Linked DNA regions of Mus musculus: region 2 is linked to region 1. The links are chromatin loops, found by intact Hi-C in ENCODE. Cell type or tissue: left cerebral cortex. All regions are shown on one strand. Each heading gives the region's core, and the rest is flanking DNA. Links, peaks and the distances in the headings are about the cores only.

Region 1 (16,128 bases), core at 4,433-6,932:
AAGGCCTTCATGGCCAGTTAGTAGATTGATGGGAACACATGCCTAACTTGAGTAAAACCCATAAGAGCAGAAAAGGAGAAAACTGAGATGGCATTTACAAGTGTTTTCTCCTCTTACATGAGTTTTGTTACGAAGGGTGACAGGGAAATGGAGCAGTCTCTCTCTTTCTTTGTTTTTGTTTTTGTGTTTTGTTTTTCTTCAAAACAGGGTTTCTGTATAGCCCTGGCTGTCCTGGAGCTCTCTCTGTAGACCAGGCTGGCCTCGAACTCAGAAATCCGTCTGCCTCTGCCTCCCAAGTGCTGGGATTAAAGACGTGCACCACCACTGCCCAGCAGTCTCTTGTAGAGTTGAAAAGGGTCAGCTAAAGGCTGTGTGTTAGCTAGTGGAAGGGAATTGGTGGTAATGGGAGAAGAAATAGAGTATACAATAAAGATGCAAGGAAGGCGGTGACTTCGATTGTGGACAAATAGGAATAGGAAGTTACTTTGTTTTTACTTTCTCACTTAGTTCATCTTCCTATCTAGTGCAGGAATTCCCCTGTAAGAATATCTACGCTTAACTACATGCTCAGATCACCCTTGGATAGTTCCAGTTGCTGGAAAGTGCTTCATTGTCTCAAAAGGAAACTTTCTTCTCTAGTTTCGACTTTATTGTCCCAGCTTTGCTCTCTCACTCCACATGTAACACAACCTCCTCTGCCTCAGATATGAAGGTAATCAGTGTGGTGTGGTGGAAATAAAACTGAATTAGAGTCAGCACGTGCACTCAGAACAGTGAATGCAACGGCTGGAGAGCCTTACATGTGAAATGGGAATAACCATTTTGCCCCACCTCTGAGTTACTGTGGTCACTTAAAATGAGTGTAGCTGGGTGTGGTAGTGCACACCTTTAATCCCAGCACTAGAAGTCAGAGGCAGGCAAATCTCCTATGTTCAAGGCCAGCGAGGGCTATACAGAGAAACCCTGTCCTGAAAAACAAAGCAAACAAACAAGAGTGAGAGATGGGGAGAGAGAGCGAGAGCGAGCTTTGTAATTAAAGAGCTTAGTGTTTATGAAGGTTTACTATTACTGTTTTTCTTCTCCCAAGAGCTGCTTCATATTAGAGCAGGGAAGCAGCAGCGAAACCGTTGCTGTCTCGCCAAGCATGGCTTTTTCCTCTTGGGTGGAAGCCTCAGCAGCACATTTCTGCCAACAACTAAACAAAGGGACGTTTACCTTGCCGTGCTAAGTGAAGAATAAACCCTTAGGTTTGTAACACCTCATACGTTTACAAAGTGCTTTCCAAATGCACGCTAAAGACATTTTTGTGGCTATATAAAGCATTATATAGCAAAGAAGTTATATGTTAGGTGCATATATACAGTCATATGACTGTGAATGTCAAGCCTGATTAGGTTAGTATGTTCTCTTCAGGACATCCCCGCTGATCAGAGCTGTGTGTCAGAGCACACAGAAGCTGGCTGTATTTTAGAGAACGTGTCTCGATAGTAACAGAAAGAACCTCAGGGAGAGCACCACGTGACTCTTCATTTGTATTGCTAGGCCTTGTACCTCATTGCTACCAATGGGACGCCAGAGCTTCAGAACCCAGAGAAGTTGTCAGCTATTTTCCGGGACTTCCTGAACCGCTGTCTTGAGATGGATGTGGAGAAGAGAGGCTCAGCTAAAGAGCTGCTGCAGGTAACTGTCCTTCTGCAGGGAGGTGCCTACCCAAACCTTTTCATCTCATTTTTGTCTGCGTTTGCTGATTTTAGGCTTCTTTCCTACCATTTCACTTTGTATTTCTAGCTCCCTGTCACTCTTGGGCTTTGCCAAGTCTGCCCTCTGTTCCTCACCCTATATCCCCCTCCCCCAAGTCCCTGGTCTCCAAGAGGATGTCCCCGTCCCCACCCCACCAGACCTCCCCACTCACTGGGGCCTCAAATCTCTTGAGGGTTAGGTGCATCTTCTCTGACTGAGTCTAGACCCTGCAGTCCTCTGCTGTATATGTGTCTGGGGCCTCATATCACCTGCTGTATGCTTCCTGGTTGGTGGCTCAGTGTGTGAGAGCTCTCTGTGGGTCCAGGTTAATAGATACTGCTGGTCTTCCTATTGGGGGTCGCCCTTCTCAGCTTCTTTCAGTTATTTCCTAATTCAACCACAAGGGTTCTCAGCTTCTGTCCATTGATTGGGCATAAATATCCGAATCTGACTCAGCTGCTTGGTGTGCCTCTTGGAGGGCAGTCATGATAGGCTTCTGTTTGTAAGCACACCATAGCATCAGTAATACTGTAATCAGGCCTTGGAGCCTCCTCTTGAGCTGGATCCCAAATTGGGCCTGTCGCTGGACCTCCTTTCCCTCAGGCTCTTCTCCATTTTTGTCCCTGCTGTTCTTTCAGACAGGAACAATTCTGGGTCAGAATTTTTGACTGTGGGATAGCAACACCATCCCTCCACTTGATGTCCTGTCTTTCTACTGGGAGTAGATTCTACTAGTTCCCTCTTCCCACTGTAGGGCATTTCATCTGAAGTTCCATCCTTTGAGTCCTAAGAGTCTCTCTCACCTCCCAGGTCTCTGGTGCATTCTAGAGGGTACCCCCCACCTCCTACCTCCTGGGATTGCCTGTTTACATTCTTTCTGCTGGCCCTCAGGGCTTTAGTCCTGTCTCCCCCCACCCCCAATACCCGATCATGTTTCCCCTTTTCCCTCCTTGTCCCTTTTTCCACCCAGGTTCCTCCCCTCCCTCTGTGTCGCCCCACCCCCACCCCCTGTGATTGCTTTCTTCTTCTCCCAAGTAGGATTGAGGCATCCTCACTTGGGCCCTTCCCCTTGTTAACCTCCTTGAGTTCGGTGGATTGTATCCTGGTATTCTGTACTTTTTTGGCAAATATCCACTTATTAGTGAGTACATACCATGCATGTCCTTTTGGGTCTGAGTTACTTCACTCAGGATGATATTTTCTCATTCTGTCCATTTGCCTGCAAAACTCATGATGTCCTTCTTAATACTTAATTGCTGAGTAGTATTCCATTGTGAAAATGAACCACATTTTCTGTGTCTCTTCTTCCATTGTGGATCATCTGGGTTGTTTCCAGCTTCTGGCTATCACAAATAAGGCCACTATGAACATGTGCTCCTGTGGCATGGTGGGACATCTTTTGGGTATATGACCAAGAGTGGTATAACTGGGTCTTCAAGTAGATCTATTTCCAATTTTCTGAGGAACCTCCTGATTGATTTCCAGAGTAGTTGTACCAGTTATCCCACCAGCAATGGAGGAGTGTTCCTCTTTCTCAACATCCTCGCCAACATGTGCTGTTATCTGAGTTTTTTATCTTAGCCATTCTGATTGGTGTAAGGTGGAATCTCAGGGTTGTTTTGATTTGCATTTCCCTAATCACTAAGGATTTTGAACATTTCTTTAAGTGTTTCTCGGCCATTCGAGATTCCTCTGTTGTGAATTCTCTGTTTAGCTCTATACCCCATTTTTTGATTGGGTTGTTTGGTTTTTTGGAGATAGCTTCTTGAGTTCTTTATATATTTTGGATATTAGCCCTCTATTGGATGTGGGGTTAATGAAGATTTTTCCCAATCTCCTTAACTTGTCAGTGTTATCTGGTAAACGTTCAAATCCTAGACTTTTCAGAAACTTTAATCATGAAGTTTCATATCTGCTTCTCCTGTGAGAACATATGGATAGAAAGATATAGGAAGAGATATTGGAATTCATATATTTAAGCTTTATCCATGATCATCCATAGTTCTCAGTTCCTCTGTGTATCCTCACTCTGTCCCAATGAAACTTGAATCAACTTTCAGCAAAGAGTGTCTCTGTATATATCTCCATGTGAGTGTCTGTACACATACATAATAATGCTAACTATAGGAATTATAAGAATGATAAAAGAATGAGATGTGTTAAGTAATTACAAACCTCACATTTGCTCAGACAAGGAAATTTAGCTCTGATCTTTATTATCAAATGGAAGAAAGAATCTATATCTTCAAGATAAATGTAAAAAACAAAAATCAAACCCCCAAAACAATCCACCAGTTTAAGTAAGAGACTCTGAGTTACATAAAAAATTATTTCCTATAACATTTTCATATGATATTTTTCTCTTAAATAATTTTTTAAATTGGAAGTATGGCTCAAAGTACATTACAATGTAACATTGTAAAGGACCTTAAAGTCCTTACTGGAATACTTCGCCTTGCTGGAGTCAAAGAGTGAACAAAAGATTCTTAGCCACATATGGTGCATGCTTATAGTTCCAGCTAACAGGTCGAGGGCTGGAGTTTAAGACGAAAGATAGGTGTCTTCTCCAGAAAGAATAGTTACTCTGTTGTTGCCAGAGGTGAATTTTACCCAGGAACAAACAAAACCATGTAAAATGAACTTCTTGTCTTACTTCTTTCACTCAAAATGTCTGTGGATCCATTGTGCTTTCAGTGTGTTAGTTACTGTGCTAATATTCTATATAATGGCATATGACTATGGAACTATTAATTTTTTGAGCTTTTTTTTTTCTTACAGTTAATGACTTACAAATAAAACTTGTATACTTGGTCAATGAGATAACTTACTGGGTATGAGCACCTGCTGCCAAGTCTGACAACTTGAGGACAATTTTCCTGTACCTGTAGTCGTGAAAAGAATTCCTTCTTGCAAATGGACCTACACACACATGCACATCATGGCATGGATGCACCCCCCCCACACACACACAAAAGGATAAATAAACAAGTCAATTCAAGGATGATCTGTCACTGAGGCCCTTACTGTCTGGTAATAGCTGCTATGTAAGAATGGCAAACACTCAACTCATTTGGTTTTTTCTTCTTCTAGCATCAGTTCCTGAAGATTGCCAAGCCCCTCTCTAGCCTGACTCCACTGATTGCTGCAGCAAAAGAGGCAACCAAGAACAATCACTGAAACCACGCTCATCCCAGCCTCATGTGCCAAGCCTTCTATGAAATAAACACTTGTTTCAGGAACTCCGACCCCTCATGTCCTCTTCTCCTTTCCTTGCTTCTCCCATTTCCTGATCTAGTGCTCCCAAGACTTTGATCCTTGGAAACTGTCTAGCACTGAAGAGAATTGCAACTGGACGAGTAATCCAGCAGAGGCCATTTCTAAATAGGAATTCCCTTCCAGTTTGTGGGCATGGAGGGAACTGATGAGCAAGGGTTTACCCGAATAAACCTGTTTCTACGAAACAGAATCTCAGCCATCCCATTCCTTACCCCTCACAATCAGTTCTTAACTATATAAACTTTTGGTTTGATAGCATTATCGATTTGAGATCAGTTGAAATTGCTTTACTTTTTTATTTCTGTGACTAAATTGCCTGAACACCTCATTGTATTTGAAAACCATAACAGCTTTGAAATGCCACGGGGCCTGATAATCTGCCAGGGACAGGAAGAGGCTCTGTTTCCCGAACCATGCCCTTGGTGCAGCTGATCCTGACATGGGAGAACGACCATGTTTTTCTTTGTGTGTGCTTCTAGCAGCTGTTTTGGAGAACCATGACCCAGTAGTGTTCCCTGTGCTATTTCTAGTGAAATGGTCTTAGCTATGTAGCAGCTTTTGATTCCCTGCATCCCCTAGGCTGCTGCTTGCATTCTGTCCTTATTTATAGCATTGAGAGATTTCCTAGAGCACATGCTGAGTAAGAGAAGTGTGAGAAGTCAGAGGGAAAGTGCAGCTACTTTTAGCACATGGCTGGCTTCAGCACCTGTCCGGCTATACTTGTGTGATATTTCAAGATCTCAGCCTCTGTTTCTACCTGGGACTCAGATCTTCTGGTAGCTTAACTATTTCAGTCGAAAGAGAAGGTCTCTAAATCCGAGATGATGTGCTACTAGTAATAAGGGGACCCTGTTTTTAAGTGCATGACCAAGCTCTCTGCAAGTGGACATGCTTACTCTCTGCAAATGGACGCGTATTGCGGGTGTTTGCTACCTCCTGCCCTCCTCATGGTTTTGGTTCTCCTGCTGTGGTAGGATGCTTGGCCAGCATTGTGGCTTGTCATGCCAGCCCCATTGCCTACCTTGTCATGCTCAGAGGTCCTACTGCCTCAGCAGCACAAGTTTCTATTTCCTTCAATAAAAGGAGATGAAAATATTCTACAGGAAGTGTGTCTTTTTTCCCCCTCTCTTTTTTGTTTTTCCCTTTCTCATGAAGTACTACTCATGATTCTTCATAAACTGTTTGAAAGTAAGTTGCAGTTGGATGCCCCTTACCATTATAGATGTCCGTCTGTAGTCTTTTGTTTTTGTCTTAATTAGAGATTTATTGATGTGAAGAGACACCATGACCATGGCACATCTTACAATGGAAAGCATTTAATTGAGGTTGGCTTACATTTCAGAGGTTTAGTCTATTATTGTCATGGCAGGAAACATGGTAGCCTGCAGGCAGACATGGTGCTAGAGAAGGAGCTGAGAGTTCTACATCTTGATCCACAAGCAACAGGAGACTGTCACACTGGCCTGACTTGAGCTTCTTAGACTTCAGAGGCCACTCCTGGTAATACTTCTTCCAACAAAGTCCCACATCCTAATACTACCACTCCCTATGGACAGGTATTTGTGAGTCCTGGGAGCCATTCGTATTGAAACCACACTTTCTAAAAAACATTTTTAGTTTAGATATACATTAAAAGAACTTAGCAAAAACAAAACAAAAAAGTGTGTGTCATTTAAAGATCAATTATAAATACACATGTATTTAGTGCCCATATAAGAAACGGAATACATGTAATAGTCTAGAACAGTCTTCATCTTGCATTTCCCTTACGCCGGCCCCAACTCCCAGTGGTAACCACTGCTACACTAGGCGAAATATGCAGCTATGCTCTCACAATATACAAATACATTCCACAGCAGCTCCTCCTCCCAAGTTGGTTCGTCCCCCTCAAGATTGCTTCTAAGAACGATGTGGTTGTATATAGGGCAGATCAATACTCCAACTTGTTAAGATAAGCACAGATTCAACATTAAGTTGAAAGAGAGAACTCTAAGGATACCAAATGCAACAGCAGCTGTTGTAGGTCTAAAGTCTTGGCATCTGAGATTGCTCTGCTCAGGGGTATCTCCTCAGTGTGCAGTCTAAGTGTCCTGGGCTGCCATTCATGAGGGCCTTGGAGTTCTTTCCCAGGCTCACTGGTGTTAGAATTAATTTCTGACATTGGAGGGTAACCATCTAGAGCAGCGTTCTCAACCTTCCTAATGCTAGGACTCTTGAAAGTTAGTTCCTTCTGTTGTGGTGACCCCAACCATACAATTATTTTTGTTGCTACTTTATAACTAATTTTGCTACTGTTATGAATAGTAATGTAAATATCTGTATTTTCTGATGGTCTTAGGTTGAAAGGGTCCTTTGACCCCCAAAGGAGTCTCTACCAACAGGTTGAGAACTGCTGATCTAGAAGAAACAAGTAGCATAATGGTAGCTGAAATCAATTGTTTCATTTCCGCTCACCCACAATAAGTATGTCCTTGGATAAACTACTTAAATATCTGAACGTCAGCTTCCAGATCTGCAAAGTAGGTATAATAATAATAGTATCTACCTCTAAGTTCCTGAGGGAATAAAATAGTTCATGTGAGGCATTTGGTACAATCCCTGGAACATGGCAAATGCAGACCTATTTTGTAATGCTTGAAGTGACCTGGTTTGTCAGGAAACTTTATGCTAACTCTGACTCTCACTGGCACTAAAATAGGAGCCTTACATAATAATCTATATCTAGGAGTCTAAGTTATACTTTAACATTTCAATCAAAACTACTTTCTAATCATAAAATCAACAATCACTTAAACATTGGTAAAAACTTGTATCTGCTGGTCATGGCAGTGAAAAGGTCTGTAATCTCCATCTTTGGGAGATAGATGCAGAAAAATAACATGGGCTGCACTGTGTTATTTTGTTTCAAAAACTAGACCAAAATAACAAATTGTATATGGTCAAAGGTGCTTGTCCAGACGGTTAAAAAGGCAGAAAAACAAAACTGAGCTTCTCTTCTTGGTAAGTTGCTAAGTGATAAAATACCTAGCAGTATTTCATATCTCTTCTAGACTTGGAGTTCAATTTTTTTTTTTTTTTTTAACTAGGGTTGTGTTAAAAGCAAAGGGAAATGGGGCAGGGCTGGAGAGATGGCTCAGCAATTCTGGGCTCTTGCAGAAGAGCTAACTTTGGTCCCCAGTACCAGGATCTGATTCCCTCTTGGTGTCTATAGGCACCCGCAGACATGGCATACACTCACACAGACATACACATAAAAATAAAAGATTTGGATGTCACTAAGATGCTCAGGAGATAAAGGCATTTATGAAGCCTGCCTATGTGAGTTCGATGCACACACACACACACACACACACACACACACAATAAAAGAAATCCAAGAGTAATACAAGAGGTTTTTTTTTCTTTTAAGAAGGATCACGGAGCTGGGCATGGTGGTGCACGCCTTTAATCCCAGCACTCGGGAGGCAGGGGGATTTCTGAGTTTGAGGCCAGCCTGGTCTACAAATGAGTTCCAGGTCAGTCAGGGCTACACAGAGAAACCCTGTCTCAAAAAACCAAAAGAAAAAAAAAAGAAAAAAAAAAAAGAAGGGTCACTTGTCAGACAGAAACACTATGCATATTTAGCAAATAAAGCACTTAACGAAAGCTTCATCCAAGTTTTGGGCTTGATGCATTGCTGCTGGATAGTTGTTGAGGGTCTGGCACCAAGCCTCAGCATGCTGCCAAGAAAAAGAAATCAGAAGCTGGCACAAGATAGGTGGCATATGTACTCAAAAGTATATCCCTTTCTTCATGTCAGTGCTCTCCTTCTGTTGATTTAGATAGATGCCAACCTTTGACCTTCACTCATTCTTAAGGCCAAGCACTGAGTTAGTGAAACTGCTCTTAGGATAATAAAGTTTATCTGTATTATAATTGGTTTGGAGAACTACTGTACTCAACATCAAACTGCAGAGAACTTAGGGGCTGGCTACAGTTTTTAAATTACCAACATTTATTTGGCTGAGAAATCTCTAAGCTAAGGGGAACCTCTATCACTGCAGATGCTTAAATGTGTGTTGATGCCTGCATGTTTGTGATTATGTCTCCCAAGTGTTTGAAATAGGCCTGATAGTTAACAAAAAACACCAAACACTCGTGTGTGTGTGTGTGTGTGTGTGTGTGTGTGTGTGTGTGTGTGTGTGTGTGTGTGTTTAGCAGAATTTGTCAAAAAAAAAAAATAGTGTTCAGGCTCATACTTAGCATGTGCAAGGCCCCTTGAGTTAAAACTAGTTTCAAATATTGTCAAAATAAGTACACAAATAAAGAACAAAAGATGAAAAAATGATGTAACACTGATCATCAGAAAAGTTTTGGTTTTTTGTTTTTCGAGACAGGGTTTCTCTGTATAGCCCTGGCTGTCCTGGAACTCACTCTGTAGACCAGGCTGGCCTCGAACTCAGAGGTCTGCCTGCCTCTGCCTCCCAAGTGCTGGGATTAAAGGCGTGTGCCACCACGCCCGGCCCAGAAAAGGTTTTTACCTCAAGTTTTCTTATAAAAATTGTTGACCTAAGTTTCTAAAGAAGCTAGAATTTTAAAGAAACTAATGACAGGCTTTCAGTTTTTAATTTTGAAAGAATTAAAACAAACAGACACAGTGTCTCCAAAACCGGTGAGATGGCTCAGTGAGTGGATGTGCTTGAGTCTGTCCCTGACATTCACATGTTGGAAAGAGACAGCCCACTTCCAAAAGTTATCCTCTGACTTCCATGCGTGCAAACAACTCCCTCAAAAAACAAAACAAAACAAAACAGTTTCTTTAACACAATCTTTTTTTTTTTTGTTTTGTTTTCTTTTTGGCTTTTCACAACAGGGTTTCTCTGTGTAGCCCTGGCTGTCCTGGAACTCACTTTGTAGACCAGGCTGGCCTCGAACTCAGAAATCTGCCTGCCTCTGCCTCCCGAGTGCTGGGATTAAAGGCATGCACCACCACGCCTGGCTTTACTTTAATACAATCTTATTGGAGTTTGTCACTCTTACTTTCTGTCTAGGATCAGATAGGGTCCAAGAACTGATTATCTATGGCAAAGCACAGTTGAACTAGAGGAATACTATACCGACAAAACTGTATGCTTTCACAACGTACAAACGTATTCCACAGCAGCTCATTCTCCCAGGTTGGTTCGTCCCCCTCAAGACATTTCTAAGAACGATGTGGTTGTATATAGGTCTAGCCTAAGCACTGAGAGTGCTGAGGCTAGGCAGATCAATACTCCAACTTGTTAAGATAAGCACAACTTTCAGTTGAAAGAAATAACTCTAAGGAGACCAAATGCAACAGAAGCTGTTGTAGGTCTAAAGTCTTGGCATACTGATGGAGTAAAAAGAAACTATAAAATAAATTATCTCCTAATTATCAGTGTGAGCCTGTGGTTTTAAGAAACCTCAATCCCAAGTTAGCTTTCACTACTGATTTCTAACAGCCTCACACAGAAACTTGTTAAATACATGCATTCTTTGAATGAAAGACACAACTTACTGACATGATCAGTTCTTGCATATTCTTTTTAGCCTGTTTTGAATGCTTTAATTTTGTTTGTCTTGCTTGACCACAGATTTGGCTCACATCCAAGACACCAAGAACTACAGCTTACTTCAGTGTCTCCTGATACATGACAGTGGTGGTGGTGGGGGCGGGGGGTGGGGGGCTCTCAACAAGCAATCAGAATGAAAATTTGAAAAAGTCTGCCTATCACAAAAGACTAACCCTTTGACTGCTACCAAATCTCAGAGGGTGCCAGCAGCTTAGGGTTTCAGAATCTAATTGCAAAGAAAGGGTAAATACTTCAAAGCTTGAGCTTCGTTTCTTCATCTACACAATCATCACTCCATGCACTTGACACCATGCAACTGGAAGGCATACTCAAGGGAATTCAGTGTAGTCAGAAAAGATGTGGCCACTGTATGCATTTGAAGGGTTGGTGGGTCTGTAGCCTCCAAGTACTTCTATAAACAACCATTAACTGACTCTTGCCTAGAGCTTCAATTGGCACTGGTAATAAAAAGATGAGCAGATGCATTTGTCTTAGTTATTTTTCTCTGGCCATGAGAACACCTTGGTCAAAGCAATTTAGAGAACGGTTTCAGGGGATGAGTTCACGACCATCATGGCATACATTGGGGGAGGGGTGCAGTCATGGCACTAGAGTAGTAGCTGAGAGCTTACATTTTAAGCCATAGATAGCTACTGGAAATAGATGGGCTTTTGAAACCTCAAAGCCTACCCACAGTGATACAAGTGACTCCAACAAGGCCATGCCTCTTAATCCTTCCCAAACAGTTCTACCTACTGGAACCAATACTCAAACGTATGAGCCTATGAAGGCCATTCTCATTGAAACCACTATAGTGGTCTAGCCAGTAGGAGTTACATTACAAAACTTCAGCAAACAAAATAAGTAATTAACACCAGTGTGGCTAATGCAGTAACAAAAGATTTATTTGGAAGGAGATAGACGTTATTTAGAGTCTGCTGACAAAGGCATAGCAATGAACAAGATTTTCCTAAGCTGAGCCTCATATCAAGACTTACCAAAGAGGCTGAAGAGATGACTCACTGGTTAAGAGCACTGACTGCCCTTTAGAGTACTCAGGTTCAATTCCTAGCACCCACGTGGCAGCCCACAACCATCAGTAACTCCAGTCTCAGGTGATCTGACATCCTCTTCTGGTATACTTCTATACATGCAAGATGTCTATATCTATATCTGTGTCTATGTCTATGTCTAATCTACATCATCTATATTGATATAGATATAAAGAGTTACTGGATAAAAGTTGAGAGCAGGAAAAGAGTTTGGCAGTAGGGACAGCATGAGAGAAGACACATGACAGCATAAGAGATCAGATCAAGGCTTTGTAGATGCCACTGTCCATTGCTGATTGCTGCAATCATGGTTAATCCTACTGTGTCCTTCACAGTGAGCCCTTGGGCTGCACCTGCTTTAAGCTGTTTGCAGACCAAGTTTCAAAGACAGCAGAAAACTTTCATGCTCTGAGCACTGTAGAGGAAGGATTTGGTTATAAAGATTCTTCTTTTCACAGAATTATTCCAAGATTCATGAACCAAGTTGGCAACTTTACACACCACAATGGCACTGGTGGCAGGTCCATTTATGGGGAGAAACTTGAGGATGAGAACTCAATCCTGAAGCATACGGGTCCCGGCATCTTGTCATGGCAAACACTGGGCCAAACACAAATGGTGCCCAGTTTTTTCATCTTAAGTGCAAAGGCTGAGTGACTGGGTGGCAAACATGTGGACTTTGGGAAGGTGGTAGCAGGCATGAACATTATGGAAGCCATGGATCAAGACCAGCAAGATGATCATCAGTGCTTACTGGGGACAACTCTAATTTTTCTGACTTGTGGGCATCTTATCTCTCCCCCCCCCCGATTTCTGTAGCTCAGAAGGCTGCCCCAACTCCGTCTGCTTGCAATACCCTGTAACCTCCTCTGCTCTTACTGAAGGTCTTCAGGCTTCCCCTCCAAGCCTAGCTAGATTGCAGAGTTAAGTTTATGGTTATGAAGAAAAATAAATGAGAAAAAGGGATCAATTTAAAAAGTCTGGTGTTGCTGGGGAATCCAGCTAAGTGGGAATGGAGACAGAGGGAATGTGAGAATGGAGAAAGGGAAGGAACACAACTTAAGAAGACTAAACTTCAGGGATGCATTTTAAGAACAGTCAGTGTTGTTAGAAGATCAGCATGACTTGCTGTTGGGGGGGCTTTGGGAGAGTGTGAGTGGTAAAATTGGCTCTCTCTTAAGCAGTTGCTGCACACTGAGAAATTTAGGGGCTTTTATTGGGCCTTGAAATACAAGAAAACGAGTAGAAGACATGGAAAGAAGTGGACAAGAAATATTCCAACAAGCAAAACAGAATTTGGTCACTCTGCCAGACTGCAAAGGAAAGGGAGGTGCCAAGAATGAGATGCTGGTTTCAGGCCCTGTCATTTAGAGCCACAGGAGATGGGACAAACATGAAAAGATTGAATTTAATCCATAGTTTACAGAGTTCGAAGTACATACAACAGCATATGCTACTGAAGACAGCCAATGTGCTGTCCAGTTTCTGATTCAGTGAGACCTTGTATTGGAAATAAAGCAAAAACAACAGAGGAAGAGACCAGAAGCTTTCCTTTGTCCTGCCCATTTCCATTCGTGTAGACACGCAGCAAACACCAAAAACAAAACAAAACAAAACAAACAAAAAACCCAACCCTTTTAAAAAGAAAATAAATCCAAAGGTAAACCTGGCTCATTATCATGTTTGAAACAGGTTTGTTTTCCTTTAAGGGAGTGAGAAGAGATTAAATGGCGATCTGAATAATTTCACTACAAAAATAGCTACCATGAATTATGAAAGCAATAATAACTACGCCTATTTTTATATTAACCATAACGAGTCAGAGAGCGTTTGTTTACCTTGGAAGGCACAATTAAAACATGTTGCTCTGAGAAAATGAGTTCTAATCCCAGGCATCAATCAACAGCAGCAACAACAAACCAACTACAGTACTTGGTCCTAAAATTGGGGGCCTGGTTTCACAGGGTTTTCCCAGACTGCAGCCCTGTGTGAGTGTGGCCACGCCCCCACGACGAGTGGCCACGCCCTGCACCCGTGCTCAGGTCAGGGGCTCCCTCGTGCCTGTCCTCCATCTTGAGAGACGCTAGTCTTCACAGGTGTGGAATTACGATTTGCGTTAGCGACTGTAAAGTCACCGTAAGTAGTGTTTCCATCTCTTTGGAACCCCCAGACATCACTCAAACCAGGAAGTTACCTTAGGTTCACAGCCCGTAGCCAAGCCTGAGGGGTGCTGACCCAGGTTGCTCATCACTTGAGGTGATCCGACCAGCCATGTTTCCACGGCTCTAAGGAAAAAAGGGTTTCCTCTCCACAGCTGTTAAAGGACAGGGACAAAGCTCTGCAACCCAGGGATGGCCAAGCAGGCCACCCAGACGGTCACCCTGAAGTCCCTGCAGGCTTGTTTCCGTGTCTGAGGATCACAGTTCTATGCTGTCTGTCAACGCTTGGTTTATCACTCTAGTTTTCGTGGCAAGAGGAATGTCTACTCGGATTCTTTGCTCAGTCTAGCTAGTGAATGGTGGCGTCTTTGAGATTGAATAGACTTCGGGAGGAATAGATTTGGGAGAATGAAATCATGGTTCAGTTTTACACATTTACTTTGAAGTACCTGTGAGAAATCTAAGTGGAGATTTCTTCAGACTGCTGGAGTGAGTGAAGAGGCCTGGGATGGGAATAACTTAATCGAATCCCCTCCTAAGTATTACAGTTTCATGTGAATTCAGCTACCCTGGCTAGTGCAAAAGCCCAAAGGATCTGTGGGTACCTTGAAATGCTAGCGCTAATGATTCTGAGTCAAAAGCTGGGATTTAGTCAGTATTCAGTTTACCCTCCTGTCACAGAACGTTTTCTTCACATCTGCCATTGTATTTTCCAGTATCTACAACTAATCACACCAAGATATAAACACACACAGTGATCTCCTCAAATCAATCTACTTTTTCATTTCCACTGTGATTATTATTTTGTGTTAACTTATGAATTTTTTCATAAATGTATTTAATCTCCAAATGTAAAATATTCTAGTGATCTGTTTCTTACTCATTCATGGACACATTTCTCTGTTTAAAAAAGTTTTTTAAGAATGAATTTATGAAATTCCTAGGCAAATGGATGGATCTGGAGGGTATCATCCTGAGTGAGGTAACCCAATCACAAAAGAACTCACATGATATGTACTCACTGATAAGTGGATATTAGCCCAGAAACTTAGAATACCCAAGATACAAGTTGCAAAACACATGAAACTCAAGAAGAACGAAGACCAAAGTGTGGTCACTTTGTCCCTTCTTAGAATTGGGAACAAAAAACCCCTGGAAGGAGTTACAGAGACAAAAGTTTGGAGCTGAGACGAAAGGATGGACCATCTAGAGACTGCCATACCAAGGGATCCATCCCATAATCAGCTTCCAAACGCTGACACCATTGCATACACTAGCAAGATTTTGCTGAAAGGACTCTGATATAGCTGTCTCTTGTGAGGCTATGCCGGTGCCTGGAAAACACAGAAGTGGATGCTCACAATCAGCTATTGAATGGAACACAGGGCCCCCAATGGAGGAGCTAGAGAAAGTACCCAAGGAGCTAAAGGGGTCTGCAAACCTATAGGTGGAACAACAATATGAACTAACCAGTACCCCAGAGCTCATGTCTCTAGCTGCATATGTAGCAGAAGATGTCCTAGTCGGCCATCATTGGGAAGAGAGGCCCCTTGGTCTTGCAAACTTTGTATGGCTTAGTATAGGGGAACACCAAGGCCAAGAAGTGGGAGTGGGTGGGGAGGGGAGTGGGGAGGGGAGGGTATGGGGGACTTTTGGGATAGCATTTGAAATGTAAATGAAGAAAATACCTAATTAAAAATTTTTTTTTAATTTTTATTTTGATTTCTGAAAGAGCAATCTGGTTCACAGGCCATTTGGAAATAAGATTTAAAAAAATAAGACTTATCTTCTTTGATGGATATAGTGAAAACAAGAGGGAGGCAAGAAGTAGAGCTGCATAGAAGAATGAAAGGGAGAAGAGGACCATCAGATGGCCTGTTAACCATGCATGTCCTGTGTAAAGGCCTCACAGAGGGGACAAAACAATCATTTTACCCACGGAAAGGCTTAGCCTTCGCCCGAGGCCTCTGTGTGCTCTCCTCACTGACTCCTCCCCTGGGTTGTGGTATATCATCTATGTTAGCATGGAGTATTTGCATTTGTTTTTTACTGTTGCAAAATATTCTAAATCTGGTTTCTGGAAAAAAAAATAAATTCTTCTGACATCAGGTCTGAGCTGGAGAGATGGCTCAGCAGTTAGGAGCACTGGCTGCTTTTCCAGAGGCCCTGTGTTCAATTCCTAGTAACCACATGGTGTCTCAGAGCATCTATAATGAATTCTGATGCCCTCTTCTGTCATGTAGATGCACATGAAGATAGAATACTCACATACATGTACAAAGAGTACTCATATACTGAATAAATAAATAAATAAATAAATAAATAAAT
Region 2 (16,128 bases), core at 9,137-11,636, 62 kb after region 1:
AATACATTTTATTAGTTTCTAAGCAAGTTTATTATGGATCTGTTCTGAATTATTCTTCAACACATGCATTTCAATTGTTCTCTGTGTATATGGATTTTAAGATATCTGGCATTGAGATCTCCAGAGGACTAAGGTTGTACAATGTCTAATAATCACAAGCTTGTACTCCCCCAACCCCTTGAATGCTATCTAAGGCCTGTAGCTAAGCACAACAGAAGTTGTCTGGTGGCGACATTCATAAAGCCTCTGAATTTCCTTTAACAAGAACCTGCTGGGGACTATTTCTGGAAGTTCCTATTTTTGTGATGATGGATCTATTTCATCTTTATCCTTGAAGGGAGTCTTACACAGACTTAGACTTCTAATCTGCAGTTCTTCTCTTCACATAGTGATTCCCTCACTTTCCCATCTTGTTGCTTTGTTTATGTTGAGTGGTATGCTATCCATCTTTGGTCTTTTGAACCTAAGCTGTCCTTGAAAAGCTTGCCTTCTTTTAAGAGTTTTCTCTTTATTTGGTTTCCATGATTTTATGATCATGTGCATGGGTTTATTTGTTTTCATTCTGCTTTAAGCTTATGTTGTTTCTTTAGTTTGCAGTTTGGTATCCATGTTAGAGACCCTTTATTGAGGCAGGAAAGATGACTCAACAGGTAAAGACTGACAACATAAATTTGATCCCTGAAGCCCACATCGTGTAAGGAGAGAAATTAGTCCCACAAGAAGTCTTCTGACTGCCACATGTATATTGTGACATGTACCTCCTGTGTCCACAAAATAGATAAATATAAACAATATTACAAAGAAGATGCATATTTTCCTTAGACTGCAACTCTCCAGTGAAGAAAAAAATGCTTAGGAAACATTAAGAAGCGGCTTAAATTGGGCCAGTCCATGTAGAATGAGCCCTCTGTGCAGCCCTCAGTATTACATAGACCCAGTTTAAAGAAGTGGTGGCCAAAAAGAGACTTCCCTTTTCAGGTTCCATTATGTATTAGCAGTCACATAAGCAAAATCCTCTTCATTCTAAATGGCACTCCTTTTGACCCATCATCCCTCCATGAAGAGTGACCACAGATGACAGAGACAGAAGGAGTAGAAGAGGGAGAGAGAAAGATCCCAGTTCTTCCTTCCCTCTGGTCCATCCACAGCAGAGATGAGAGCAGCCCTGAGCCTGCTGAGTGAGAGAGCAGCTGGCCATCCCTGCGCTTGCTGAGATGGGTTCAGTCAAGTGGGTCCCCAGTGATCAAATACCTTAAAGCAGCTTTTGGAGTTGAGAAGAATAAAAATAAATCAAATGATTAGCAAGATGATCGTGAAGAAAGATTAAATGTGAATTAAATGCCAATTCTTAAGTTTTTCTTGTCATTTGGAAGCAAAGTCAATATCAACACTCAGTTACCATTTGAGTAGTAATACTTTAGCCTCATGTAAACCTCTAGTAAGATCATCTTTGATCTTTTTAATTGAATCTTCTTTTTAAGGTCTCTTTGTGTTTTTTAAAAGCAGTACTATTTTTGTTCTGTGAATCCAAGTGTTTATGTCTCTGAAAATCATTTTTTAAAACTTTTAAAAAGTATTTATTTGTGTGTGTGGGGGGGGGGCATGGCACATGTGTGGAAGCAAGAGTATAGCTTGCAGGAGTCAGTTCTCTCCTTCCACCACATGGGTTCTGAAGATCAAACTCATGTCATCAGGCTTGGTGGCTTGGTGGTACCTTTACTCTCTGAGTCATCTCCCAGACTTGGATCTTAGATATATTTTCTTTATCTTTTTTTGATAGTTCTATTAATTGCATTTTGTTGGGCACAATTTCATTTGTTTTGAGAGCTTCATTGGGTCCCTTTCTTTCATCCAACCTCTGAATTGAACCCTGGCCTCTCAGACACGAGACACATAGTTACCACTGAGCTACATCCCGCAGCCCTCCTTATGTGAGCTCTTTCACAGAGTGCCCTCCCTTGCAGCGTCTCTACCCAAGAAGCTCCTCGCTATGAAAGCCACCGCCCTTTTATTTAAAATATATATATTGAAGTATTTCTCTAGTTTTTGAGTGAAAAAAGGTCATTTCTGTCTTCTTGAAATAAAAAATATAGATTCTTTGACATAGAAAACCTAGACAAATTCAACATTGTCTTTCTCACTAGGATAGTTCCCATAGATGGTACATTAGGAACAACATGTGTAGGACACAACTCTCTCATACAGATGAGAGCAGTTGTGGAAGAAGGTGTACACGGACCTGGATGAGGAGCTTGAAAGGTAAAGACAACTAGTCGTATTGATGTCATTAATTTAGGGGGTGTGGGGTTTAAATATTCTTGGTCCAGAGAATGGCATTATTAGGAGGTGTGGCCTTCTTGGAGGATGTCTGTCACTGTGTGGGTGGGCTTTGAGACCTTTCTCCTAGCTGCCTGTGAGACAGTCTTCCCCTGTCTGCCTTTGGAACAAGAGGTGGAACTCTTAGCTTCTTCAACACCATGCCTGCTTGAATTCTGCCATGCTTCCTGCCGTGATGATAATGGACTGACCCTCTGAACCTGTAAGCCAGCCCCAATTAAATGATGCCTTTAGCAGAGTTGCCTTGATCATGGTGTCTGTTCACAGCAATGGAAACTCTAACCAAGACAGAGGGTGATTCGTTTTCTTTTGTTATTGCAGAATTTCTACATCATAATTGATTATGAAAGATGATATAAATTTGAATATATATTATAAATAACTTTTAAAAGATCTCTCTACTTATAGAGGCTTCATTAATATATCTGGTTGCTTGTAGTTCAAAATTAAAATTAAAAAGAAATCCCCAAAGTGCTCATAGATCTGTGCACAAGTGCTTCTCTTCTTCCCTCCACCATTGGTTAATGCTTCATCTAACCCATTCTTGTCTTTACCCTTAATGTAGATGCTATTACTGATTCCTCCTATATTTTAATCATTGAAATATTTTTTCCAGGGTTGTTTATCTGGGGACAGGATGCTGGTTCTTTTGGTCCATTTTGGTGCTGAGTGCAGCTGGGATCATGGTTGCCTACACTACCTTGCTTTTGGTGAGTGATGCTTCTCATTTTTTTCCTCCTTAAACAGCCTCATGGGCTACTCCTTCCTGTGCTAGTGTATCTATCTGTAGTCCTTGATATTAGTAGAGTTGGAATTTACACCATCTCCTTCAATTTCATGCACAAGGAGTGGCTGAAGGAGATGTATGCTATTTAGAGTATGAGTCTAATAAAGCTGACCCTTGAGCAGGTGACAGAGCACCCCTATTTTATTCCTTCATTTAATACTCTATCCATTAATTTACTCAGTATTATCATTTAAATGCCAAGAGCTTTACACTCCTAGTCTGGGACTTATACAACAAACCAGTTCTACACAAACACTAGTCATGCAGTTCAGATGCAAACTATTTGTGTATGACCCTGCCTCTGTTGCATGACATGGTAAAGTCATGTTGCATGAAGAATGCACACCATGTAAGATATAGGTCCATGAAAAGGGAGAACCAAACAGAAAGATAACTCTAGGAAAAACTGTACTTACTTTAATTTCATAATTTCATGTTTCCACTGATTTCTCTCTGACACACGAGTCAATCCCTTAAATATGTTACAAATTGCAGTATTTTTCTTCTAAAATGTATTAATCATTGTGAAAATACTGTAATAAGTACTAAGTATGTAGAAATCAATATAAGTAAAATGTGGTTTCTATCTTCATGGGGAGCCCTTGATAGAAATAATGTGTTCACTCTGTTTCTCACTGATGGTTGAAACTCGGTGGGGGAGGGCGGTATTTGACCTACACTTTGAAAGGTGTAGTCTTCTGTAGTGGAGAAGGAAAGGTGGCAAGTGGCAGGCAAATGGAGTCTCTTGGCCAGGAAGCCAAGGGAGATCCATATTCTCCCGCCGCTCGCTTTGTCCTGTTTACTCAGCCTAAGGCCTCCGCCCAGGGAATGCTGCTGTCCATATTCAGAGTGAGTCTCCCTTCCTACGTCAGATCTTTCTGTTAAAAATCTCATACAAACATGCAGAAGTAGTTCCAGGGTGGTTCTAAATCCAATCACATTGACAAGGAAAATTAATCTTCACAGATCAGAATGAGATAAAGTTACGGCTGTTTCTTCATTCATTGTTTAGAATCTCTTAGACAACCAAGTCACAGAAAAATGTAACTGTTTCTGATGGAATTTTGTAATTATCATTAGAAATAGCCACATGAAACTTGTCAAGGCTTCTAAGAGGGAAGAGAGAGTTTCTAGCAAAGAACATCAAATAAAACTTGATAAAAGAGGTAGCACTGGAGGGCTGGGAGATAGCATAGTCAGTAAAGGGTCTCCAGAGTCAGAGCCAGGGCTGCAGTTGGGGCAGGGCAGAGGCAGGGAAGTTCTTGAAGCTCATTGACTAGGTAGCAATGAACTTCAGGTTCTGTGAAAGACCGTTCATCCAAAGATAAAAGTGGTCCATATACTTGTGTAAATGTATGCATATACATGACCACATGTGCAAACATCCACACCAAATACACACACACACACACACACACACACACACACACACACACACCCCAAAACGTAGCAGCATTGGAGTGGACTCTTGAACAGATAATGGTTTTGGACATATGGGAATTGAAATGGGAAGGAACATTGTGAGCTGAGAAAATATATTTGAGAGAGTAATAAGAGTTTAAATAAATTTGATATTTTGTTAGGAAAAGAATAGTGTAGAATAATGGGGAGACACAATGTGTGATAGATTTTGAAAGGCTTTGAAAGTAAGAGTAAGGTACTGGGCAAACATGGGTTTCTATTTTCAGAATATCTTTCTAGAAGTTGTGATGTGAAGGTAGAATCTTTCTTTTCAGTGAGAAAGATGCAGATGTAATGTATGCTCTAAGCTAAATTCTGGGCCACTGACTTGAACCTCGCTTATATACAATCAGTGGGGAAATAGGATTATTAGCTTCCAGCATGAGAATATTAGTGTCGATTTCAACAGACTCCTTAGCCTACATCTCTTGGACAATGGTGAGGAAGGAGAGAGGCCTGGCTTCACCCCCCCCCCCCTTCATTAGGGCGCTTGCTTTGAGAGCTCAGTGTGAAGCTCAGTGGAGAGAGTGCTGTGCACTGTGCAAGGCCCGGGTTTGATCCCCAGCAGTGAAGAACAACGGTTATTGAGTAGTAATTTTGGTCAAGGTTACTATAACTTGACCAAACTCTCCTAAGCTTTGGTTGCTCTTTAAATGAGAATGATGTTTAATAAAATGGTATTTTTATAGGGCCGAGTAAAAATAAATAAAATCGTGTACACCAAATTATTGTAGTAAAAGGTAAGTGCTTTGTACACGCGTATGCTAACATATGAGGACTCAGGTTTGCAGTTTCTGTGTTCATACTGACTTGGAGACTGGCTAGATTTAGACTACGATTTAAAGTGTATTGAGCATATTCCAACTGTAATGACAATCAACATCATCAATACCAGTCCTGGAAAGAGCTTTTAAATGACCCTTGGGAGAGTTGGCTCGGAAACTCTCTTGTTAGTGAATCTAAGCACTATCAGGCATGAAGTCCATCACAGAGAAAATGGTGTGCAGAAATTCAGGAAGCATCAGTGATAATGGCTGTGAGATCCCAGAGGAAAGAATAATGAATTCTTCCTAGGATGCTAATAGAAGCTACGGACAGGAAGTGACATTTGAACTGGCTTCAAGGGTCAGTGGCATGGGGAAGATGAGCCTAAAAGGGACGAGAAGTACCATGGCAAGAGAGAATAAAGGGTAGCCCCACGAAGCAAAGGTGGTGCCCATCCTGAGAGGCTCCTGAGCCACTGGGCTGTTCTGGGTTTGACTTTAGTAAGCTGGAAATAATCACCTCGCCTCCTTTGCTTTGCAGTTGCTTGGGTTTCTGTTGCTCTGGGAAAGGATTGAACTAAACTTGCACACTTCTCATAAGGTAAGACAGCGTGGTCCTCACGGGAGTCCACAGACAGGATGGCGGGGGCTGCCCAGCGCTCCATGCTCCGTGTGCATCTGGCCCTCTTTTTGTGCTGTTTAACTGAAATACCTAAACTCCTGAAATAGGAACTGACTTGCCAAGCTTGCTGAGTCGATACCACCTTTTTCTTTCTTTCTCCCACTGGTTCATGTCATATTCCCCAGCTTTGCTCTTTCTGCCCCAGTGAAATCGTAGGCACATTTCTTACTTTTGCCGTTTCTTTCCATCACAATAGCATTCTCATTTAAGTCAGTAAAATTGTGGTTCACAGTAGTAACCCCATCCCCAACTTTCTAAACTTCTACTTCTAAAACATTCTATGTCCTCTATTTGGACTTGACTCAGCCTCTGCCTGTCATGAGGGAGAGGGCAGTGGCTCTTTTCACAATGACATTTTCCTTGGGTTAGTGCCTGCTTCCTCTGAAACTTCTTTAAGATCTGAGTGACCTTTCCTTAACTGAATCCTTTTAAAACGATACCACCATGGCTTCTCTCAATCAGTTTGTACCTGGTCCTCAGAGACCAGGCAACCTCATTCCACCCTCTGTGTACCAATAGCACACTTGCAACATGGAGTTTCTAACTTTGTCCTGCCATTGATAGATCAGCTCAAGTGGCATCAGCTCAAGTGGCATGTTCTTCCTTTTTTTTTTTTTTTTTAATAGACCTCCTCAAGCACGGTTGTGACCGCGTGCTTATGTTTCTCCAAATCTGGGAACACATCAAGTCTTTTGAGTGGCATCCTTAAATCTCTTCTTACTTAAATGAGAAATTCAAATTGGAAGTCTAACTTAAAGATTATTAAAATATATGGAAATTGAAGCCATAACTGTTGCATGAGAAGAATATATATCAAAAAGAAAAGAAAAGGCCTTAGTGCTAATACTATCCATTTTAGACATTGGACACAAGAAACTTATTCCATCAGCCCCCTTTCAACAAATCTTCAACCGAGACATTGCTGGTGTCCCACTTTTATTAAGTACAGCTATTATCTTCAGCCAGGAGCAGATGAGGCATGTGCTCTAAGCTAAATTCTAGCCACGAATCGCCTTCCCCTCTTCATTCACAACCAGCAAGAAATTGTTTTGTTAGTTTCTAAAGTGGGAATGCTAGTATCCAATTAAGTCATAAGTTTTAGCAAACTTTTTTTTTTTACCTTACCTTGTTTGGATACATGTAATGATTATTGAATCAGTTTCAGAGAACAAAGTGCTGCTTAAATCTTAAATTCTGGTATCCCAAAGTGAAAATCTCTGATATATGTTCCTATTAGTAAAGTTAGACTGGTTTATAAAATTATGTTTTCTTCTTGTCTGGCATCATCCTTAGAATTAGTTCCTATACATCTTCAATGGGATTTTTGTCCATCAAGTTGATAAAATTTTGCCATTGTTTTTCAAACCTTCTTGCCCTGAAGTGTTTCTGGATCTAACTGCAGTTATGAATCTGTGGTAGTGAGAAGTGGTGGAGGGGGTTTTGAGAGAATGTGACTTTCCCTTGGAAGGTAATTACTTTGGTTAGGCCTTCAAACTAGCAAGAACAAGACCTATTGAGTCTGATTTTATTGGCAAGGGGGATTCTTTAGGGCTTGCAAGTCTACTTTTATCCTTTTCCAGAATAACTCAGAAGGCATAGGATTAGCAGCAGGTCTAGACTCTCTAGATTACCCAGGAAAGCCCAGAGAGTGCTTTTAGATCGCAGTGATGAGTCAAAGTCCTTGTAAACATGCTAATAACTTGACTTCCTTATAAAAACCCTAAGGTATCAGTTAGCTAGTAATAATGGGATGCCTCTGAAATTTTCTAACAAGATAGACCTAATATATCTTGGTTGCTTTTATTTTAAATAAGCCTGGAATTACAGTTTTTTTTTAAATGATGGAAAAGGACTTGCTGGAGCTGTATAATTAATAGAGTGATAGATAAGGATGCTATGTACACAAAACGGCTTCTTCTGTAAGGCAGCATTTCTATATATTTGGCTCAAAACGCACCTCATGTTCTAAGCTCAAAATCAGAATGCTTGACAAATGTGGACGAGTAAAGAAAGCTCTCCCGAGTAGCTGTGTTTTACATGATCAGATTTCCCCAAGAGAAAATATTTTATTTGTACCCTATGATTGCTTCCATCCTTTAATTCATCTGTAAAGCTTGGTGTTGAATAAGAGGTAAATTCGCCAGTTCAACTGCTAAATGCATTTAGTTTGCTAATAGGCTGGTTACTTTAAGTTTATGTATTTGAGAGCTTTGCTTGCACTTCTTTATTTTTTAAGTCAAAGAGGAGGAAAAGGTTTGTAATAACTGTTATTGAAATTGAGTGGGTGGCTAAGGATGAAAATCATTGAAACTGGCCTGGCTTAAGGATGGAGATACTAGATTGGTAGAAGCATCCAGCCACACAATTATGTAATTCCTTCTAGTCACGCTATACAGCAAAGACTTAAGAACGATGAAAGTGAGTTATTGGAGCCACCTAACACTGAGGACTCACAAGGTAACTAGATAGAAAAGACAGGGCCTAAGGCAGTATAACTAATCATATGCAATTCACAAGGACAGTTCTGATTCAAATCTGGTGTCTGGAAGTAAAAACAAAACAAAACAAACACCCATCTCTTTCCCCAGGTCTTCATTTGCCTAGTCATTGTCCTGTGCTCCTTCTTACTTGCTGTTTTAAGCCATTTCTGGAAGGACAAGTGGCTGATAGCTGGACTGTCACTGCAGGTAAGCATCGCTCTATAGTTCTCAGCCCAATGTCCATATGTGGCTAGTCTGACTTTTGGCTTTTCCCCAGATCTTTGCTCCCTTCGTGCACCTGAGCCTTATAACTGTGATGATTATAATTTCCTGGCCTCTATCCATCTGTGTGGCCCGCTTGGAATCAGAAGGTACATGATGTGAGGTGGAACATTGCACATACCACTCAAAGAAACAGAAATGATAGCTAGCTACCCATGTACCTTTTTGAAATTTCTTTAGCATATTATGAAGGCATTTTTTTCCTATGGTATCACTTACCAACCTCTGTAGCCTATCATAGTATTTCTATAACTAAGTTAGCCTTCTTCTGAGAAGGATTCTTTTAGAAAAACATCTTTTTCCCTCTATGTTAATGCACACCATTTATCTGGGGCAATGGGGACAGCAGAGGGCATCTTAATTCTGCTTTGACCTGAATGCTACTTATAAGACGTAGCCTGTCACAAACGTCACTGGTTTCAATTAATACTATGTCCTGAGAGCGCTGGTTCTATCAGGCAACCCAGAGAAGTCCTCTGTGAGTCCCTGTTCTACCCAGCAACTTAAAGAGTCAAGAATGGCTGCCACTGCAGCTGGATTCTTCTCTATTCTTTTGCAATGATAGTGGAAACAGGACAATGAGCTCTGAATGCTGAACTGCTTTGCAAATGCAAAACAGTGGGGGTCTTCTTTCTCCATCCCTCTTTTTACTATTGGTTAAGTAAAGGACACTTGCTTCCTAGCTTGTGGGAGGTTGCAGGCACGTGAAGGGTTGGCTTAATATTGGTGCTGGTGTGTGTGTGTGTGTGTGTGTGTGTGTGTGTGTGTGTGTGGTGATTGTAGTACATTTTAGAAAATATTTCTAGGGCAGGAACTTAAAGTGAACATCAATAAACTATTTTCTCTATTTTAGTTAAAGTAAGAAGATACAGGATGGCAGATTACGAGCAAGAAATACAGGAGAGGTGTAATGTATTCCAAAGGTTAAGAGGTTAGAGATGGTGATCTCAATTTGAAAGTCACTGACGCATAGGTAGTAATTTAAACAACGTACAAGTGGGCGGGAATCTTCAGAGGTCTAAAACAGAAGGTGTTGGGAAGCAGTTGATAATAGAAATTAAAGATAGCTTGTGGTATGGGAGCTGGTATGGGTGGAGGTGTGGGAAGAAGAGAAAGAAGGAAGAAACAAGACTAGTATTTATCAACTATGATAAGCCAGCACTGTTGCACCACCTCTGTGAGCAGTGTTAGCTGCCAGACAGACCTAATTTACAGAAAAAAGGTGAAGACCCAGAGAAGTTACATCATGTATCCTCAGTTACCATAAGAGGTGATAGAGCTTATACCCACATTCCTGCCACTTGGTACCTTTCCCACTACACTGCTCCGCCCTAAGTTAGAAAGTCTCTTGAGATGATCTTTGCAGCCATCAGGGCTCTTTCAGAGCCAGCCAAGCTCCTCTTCTGAGATGCTGTTTCTAATATTTCCTTCCTTCTCTTCCCTCCCCTCCCTCGTGCAGCCTCCTTTCCCTTCCTCCCACCCACCTTCTGTACTGTTTTTCCATTTTTACTTTCAAGTTCCAGCAATATTGCCTTAATAATAATTTCTTTGTCTGAAATGTAGGTCAGTGGTAGAGCACTTGCCTGGCAAATATGTGGTCTGGATTCAATACCCAGCCCTGAAAAAAGTCTTATATCTGAACAATCCTGTGTATGTATATCTAACCCCCTGAAAGAGGATGTAATAGAAATAGAAAAGCAAATCATGGCCTGGCTGCTGCCTTGGGAAGTTAGCTTTTTGAAATGGCTCTCCATCCCTCTTCCTTTTTACCCACTTGTCTCTGCTTCCAACTTTTTCAGCTCTACAAATAGCTGCTGGACTGTCCTTCCTGATCATTCTTTTATGCCTTTATTTGATGCCACTGGGGATTTATTCTCCCTGTATTCTGAAGAAGGAGAATTTAGGGCCTAAGCCCACCCTCTTTGGACATAGAGGTGCACCCATGGTAGGTCTGAGAATATTGAGCTTGGACGAAGGTAAGTGGGTATGGTACTGTGGATGAGAGGAGGGAACCTCAGAAACATCAGCAACCCTGGAGAGGAAAAGGAATCTTGGCATAACAAGAATAAAGACTTGTATATGTTGTATTTGAACTGAGGTCATCTAACTCCTGGTCAGCTTCTCTTTACAGTGCCCAGTGTTTGGCCTCTTTGACAAGAGAGCACAGGGAACCAAGCTCTGCTTTTCAAAGCCCTTTCATTCCCAGGCTCTATGCCTACCACAAAAGAAATGTTGGGAGGAACGACTCTAAGGCATAGGGATTAATGTCCCCTTTCTTCCATAGTTGGCGCCAGAGAATACCATGATGTCCTTTGAGAAGGCTGTTGAATTAGATGTTTCTGGCCTGGAGACAGATATATACTTAAGGTAGGACTAGGGTAGAGTGGAAGAGGGGATTTGTCCAATGTCAGGGGATAGGACCAGTTGGCTCAAGGTGTAAAGAGAATAAGCCTTGAAGAGTTTCCTCCATGTTTGAATAGCATATTTGCACATGCCATATATATTAACCATGTCTCCCTTATAAAATATATTCCTTTACCTCTGTCTTCTTTACCAAAAGCTCACAAACCACATGCAATTCAAGTGGTTTTCCAGTGTAAACCACTAACCCAAACTCAGGACTTACTCATTAACATTCCCTAGATATCTGCTATATTCTAGGCTGCCTTCTGAGTGTTCAGGAGACGCAGTTGAGTGAGATACAGTCATCTGTACCTTCCTGGGGTGAAGGAGATGTGGCATAGTTACAGGTGAGCACAGAACAAGGCCATTTGTGATAACAAGCCTTTCAGAGAAGACTAAATCAAGTGCAAGGGAGCCTCAGTGAAGGAGAAGGATACTTCCTATTCTGTGAAAGAAATCATCTATATGCTCAAAGTTATGTGTGGGTTAACCTTAAAGGAAAATATTCTACTAACCAGAGATGAAGTCATTCCAGACAAAAGCATCAACCTATTTGAAGGTATATTAATGAGCAATAAACAAGTCACAGAGACCCATAAATGTGTAGTGGAAAGTCAGGGTGTCAGAGGCTAGGTGGCTTATTGATTTTTGTTGTTGTTGTTGATTTGTTTCTTTGTATTTGTTTGTTTGCTTAAGCATGTATACATGTGTGCCATGGTGTGTAGTAACCGAGGCCATAGGATGGAGTTGGTTCTTCCTTTCCATCATGTGGACCCCAGAGATCAAAATCAGGTTGTCACATTTGAGAGAATGTGACTTTCCCTTGGAAGGTAACCTCTAAGATGATACCTGTTCTTGAAGACAAAAAGAGTTCCTTATAGATAACAAAAATATGGATTTTGTTTTTCCATCTGTTCATCTAACTTTTGATCTTTTGATTGGAGAATTAAGGCCATTAATATTTAAAGTTATTATTAAAAAGTGTGTGTTGATAACCATCAATTTATTGCCTTTTTGCTATTTGTCTTCTTAGTCCTATTTTATATTTCAGTAATTATAACTTCATTTGTTTACTTTCTGAAGCGTTTGGGCCCCACCTATCTATAGGTAATCAATGGTCACTGAGAGTGGGAGAATCTGTTTTCTCCAGGGACAAGCTTTTTGATAGGTCACCCAACCCTAGGTGGTCCCTAAACACATGCATATATGACCAACACCAAATAGACTTAGTTTGTTTATTTTTATATATGTCAATAATGTTTATAGAAGTAGAGGTCATGAATGAGGGCATACAACAGGAGTTGGAGCAGGGACAGAAAGTAGTGGAAATTATGTAAATATAGTACTCATGTAAGAAATTCTAGAAAATAAATTCAAAGATTAAAATGAAAAAAAAACATTACAGTAGTGTAAAGTATTATTAAAAATAAGTGAACCACTTAGCAAATTAGCAAAAAGCCATGTATAGATATTTTATACTAGAAGATATACAGGTAACAAGTTCATAAGTGCACATCTTTTCAACTTCATTAGATATTAGGAAAATATGAGTAGTACTAGCATTACTCATCTATCTGAATGTCTTAGGAGAGAGCAAGATGGCAAATCTGATTCAAATCCTCTAATGATAATCTTACCATAGACATACCCTTTTGAACAGCTATTCATTTACAAGAGCCAAGAAAGCCAGGGAAGGGACCATACTGCCTGGTTTTAGTAAAATAATAAGGAAGGATTTATTGAAGAAGCAGGAAGAAAAGAATTGCCAATCAGCCTTCCTTCAATTCTCAGAAGCATGGAGAGAGAAGAGGGAGTGATGGGAGGAGAGAATCAAGTACAGGACTTAGACCTCAAATCCAACGTCAGGCCTGTCAGGTGCCTGTAGACCCTGTCCTCAGACCAACACTCATGACTACTGAACTACTAGAATTGTGTTAACTAGCTACCGGATTACCTCTACCACCTCTCTCCCAATGTTGACTAGCAGAGAAGAAAGCAAGATTCTACTTTCTGGGAGCAAAGCACAAAAGCTACCACAGGACTTTGCCTACTTTGGAGAAGACCTGCGTCAGGTAGAAACTAAACACCCATCCTGCTGAGGTCTTAGACAGAGCCTCTAGGTATGCTTGAGCCTCAGTCAGAGAGACCTCAGAATCCGGACAGACTCAAGTTTTGGCCCAGTCCATTATCAGCCTTGGGTTGGGCTTGTTCACTCCCACTCCCAAACACCCAGCCCATGCAGGGCCCTGTGAGATTCAAGTGCATCAGCCTTGGCAGCTTAAAGACTTCCTGTGCTACCTGTTGCCAAGCCTTGGGCAGCACAGGTATTCCTCGGCTAGTCCTCAGAGATGGAGATTTTAGAATTTCCCTAGATCTATATCCCAGTGGGATACATTTGTCTTCTGGCTTGATTCACCAGCAGCTGTAGTGCGAGCCTGGATATACCCCTGAAGCTTTGCAGGTCCTAATGGAAAACTCAGTTATGACTTATTAGCTTTTGAGTACACGTCACTGGTGACAGGGCAGATGTAGAGGGGTCCATCTGCAAGTACGGGGCAGAGAAAGCTGTACTACCAGAGGTGAGCCACCAAGGCTGGATCGTAAGTTGGGATGGAGTACATTAACACTATCCCAACTTGGATAGCAAGACTATGCTGTGGAGAGGATGTGGTAACAAGCATAGGACTTTGCCTTGGAGATTAATACTGGATGTATGAAACCTCACACTGGTCAGAACCCTAACAGTCCCTGTCCTCAGGCCTATCTGTGGAAAGGCCCTCTACAACAGCCCTGGTTTATTGGTTTTTTTTTTTCCTTCCCAGTGCCACCTGTGACTGATTGCAGCAGACTCTGGCTATGAGTTAGCAGTAGGCAGTCAACAACAGTGTAGAATTCAATTCTTGACAGTCTGTCTGCTGTGAGTGTGACAGTGTTGCAGTTTTGGTGGCCCTATATTAGAATGGCATAGAGGCCTGGGGCTGGTCCCTCCATGGTACTTATATCCAGAGAGGGCAGAGTCTTCAGTGTCTAAATACCTCCTGGTGACTGTGGGTGAAATTGTTCAGACTAATATAACTCTCTGCAGAGGTTTAGATACTTCTCTAGTTCACTCCATGAGCAAATTAGCATCTGGGGATTTGAAGTAAGCGTGGGCTTGGACCACCCTCTAGTGCTGAAACAGTGGCAGTGCTCCTGCAGTGACTCCAGCACACATGGCTGCAGAAATTACTATAGACCAACAGAAAACACATAGCCTGCATAGACTTTCTAGAAAAGTAAGCACAAAGCCAGAGTACAAAAACTGAAGCAACTACATCACACACTAATAAGCATCAGGGATGTTCATGGAACTATAACCTCACCTGACAGTTGAAATAAGGTACCAGGAGGTGAACAAATGGTAACTAGTATAGTCTTTGATAGTGAACTTAAGACGTTTTAAAGAAACTTGATGACCTTCAAAAGAAAACAGAATGATTCAGTACTCAGAGAAACTTGACAGCAATGGAAGCATTTTTTAAAAATAAAGCTTAGTTGAGCTGAAATGACACAGTAAGTCATTAAAAATCTAGGAGATAGAAGAGACCAATACAGGAAAGAAGTAATGAACTCAGAAACAGGCTATTTGAAACCATAATTGGAGAGAAAAAAGAATATAAAGCATGAAGAATACTTGAACAGCTTTAGAGTAGAATTAGAAGAGCAAAGATTCAATCTGTTGGGTTTCAAGAGGGATTTAGTAATTCCACGTGGATATGCAACTCGTCAGAAAGTTAGTGATGAAAATGGAAACTTCCAAATCCTCAGGAGGAAACAAATATCCAGGGACAGGAAAGTCAGAGGTCACTAATCACTCAACAAAACCTGCCCCAAAGCATGACGATGTCAAACTTTCAAAAGGCAAAAAGGATATCCTCAAAGTAATAAGTGTTGGTATCAGGACCCCTGACATCACATCTAGGCAACAGCGTGACCCACACACCCTTTGCCAAGGCAACAGCCATCGTATTCCCAGAATCCACTTGACTCACCTCCCATCATTACCTGTGGCTACGTCAATATCTATATTTAAAAGGAAGACCCCTCTGATCTCCCTCTTTCTTTCCCCCTTCCCTTTCTGCTGCCACCTTGCCCTTTTCTCTCTCAATAAACCTCAAGTGGAACTGTTTGGTCTGGTGTGGTCTTTCTGGAGCCACACAACGATCACAACAAGTGTTCCCTGAGTACCTAAGACAGACAGACATATCGTTGTGGACCAGGAGAGGTGCATGTGAGTTCTAGGAGTTAAAGGTTCTCCACGGAACCACTTTGATCACAGCCAATGTGAATGTATTAGTTGCTTTCCTCATCACTGAGACCAATACCTGGCCCAAGTGGCCTGGAGAAGGAAAGATTTGGTTTGGGACTCACTGTTATGGGGGGATTCCATCCATGATGACAGGGAGAACACAGTAGAGCTGGCTACTTTATCCTGAGCCAGAAAGCAGAAAAAATGGAGATACTAGCATTTGTCTTTGTGAAAGTTGGGTTGCCACAACTTGACATAAACCTAGACATAACTTGGAAGATGGGATTTAATTGAGAAATCATTTTCATAGGATTGGCCTGGAGGCCAGTCTGTAGGGCATTTCCTCAACTAATAATTGACTGATGTCGGAGGACCAGCCCAAATAATAAGACAAATATTAATAGGCCTAAAGGTATATATAGACACCAATACCATAATAGTAAGAATTCTAGTTTGCATTACCAACAATGGATGATAATCCAGAGAGAGTCAATAAAGAAATGACAGAGTTAAGTTGTGCTCAACACCAAATGTTCCCAACAGACATCTATAGAACATGATATCAAATAGCTTCAGAACATAGATTCTTCTTAACAACACATTCAACACAACAACATTTAAGATAAATCATAAATCATATGATA

What was found. Peaks named below come from ENCODE experiments on the same cell type or tissue, not always from the same donor. Only the 100,000 strongest peaks of a DNase experiment are listed, where the experiment ranks them.
Region 2: a loop joins it to region 1, with 2.1 times the contacts of the local background. A loop is called at or near these places in 2 of 42 quality-filtered maps.

What each region holds. Positions count from the first base shown.
Region 1 is chr7:97,906,266-97,922,393 of GRCm38, forward strand. It overlaps Pak1 (p21 (RAC1) activated kinase 1), which reads left to right. Exons shown (of 15, transcript NM_011035.2): 14 at 1,543-1,680; 15 at 4,831-6,116. The coding sequence ends at 4,917. It overlaps Gdpd4 (glycerophosphodiester phosphodiesterase domain containing 4), which reads left to right and starts at 13,693. Exons shown (of 18, transcript NM_177696.3): 1 at 13,693-13,777. In left cerebral cortex, for the core only: no CTCF peak of the experiment used is centred there; a DNase peak (open chromatin) is centred at 5,619; H3K27ac peaks cover 1,187 bases.
Region 2 is chr7:97,963,304-97,979,431 of GRCm38, forward strand. It overlaps Gdpd4 (glycerophosphodiester phosphodiesterase domain containing 4), which reads left to right. Exons shown (of 18, transcript NM_177696.3): 4 at 2,954-3,047; 5 at 5,891-5,950; 6 at 8,620-8,718; 7 at 8,789-8,882; 8 at 9,647-9,724; 9 at 10,593-10,738; 10 at 11,078-11,160. Among named protein-coding and RNA genes, the nearest start is that of Gdpd4, 51 kb to the left of the region's middle. In left cerebral cortex, for the core only: no CTCF peak of the experiment used is centred there; a DNase peak (open chromatin) is centred at 10,316; H3K27ac peaks cover 916 bases.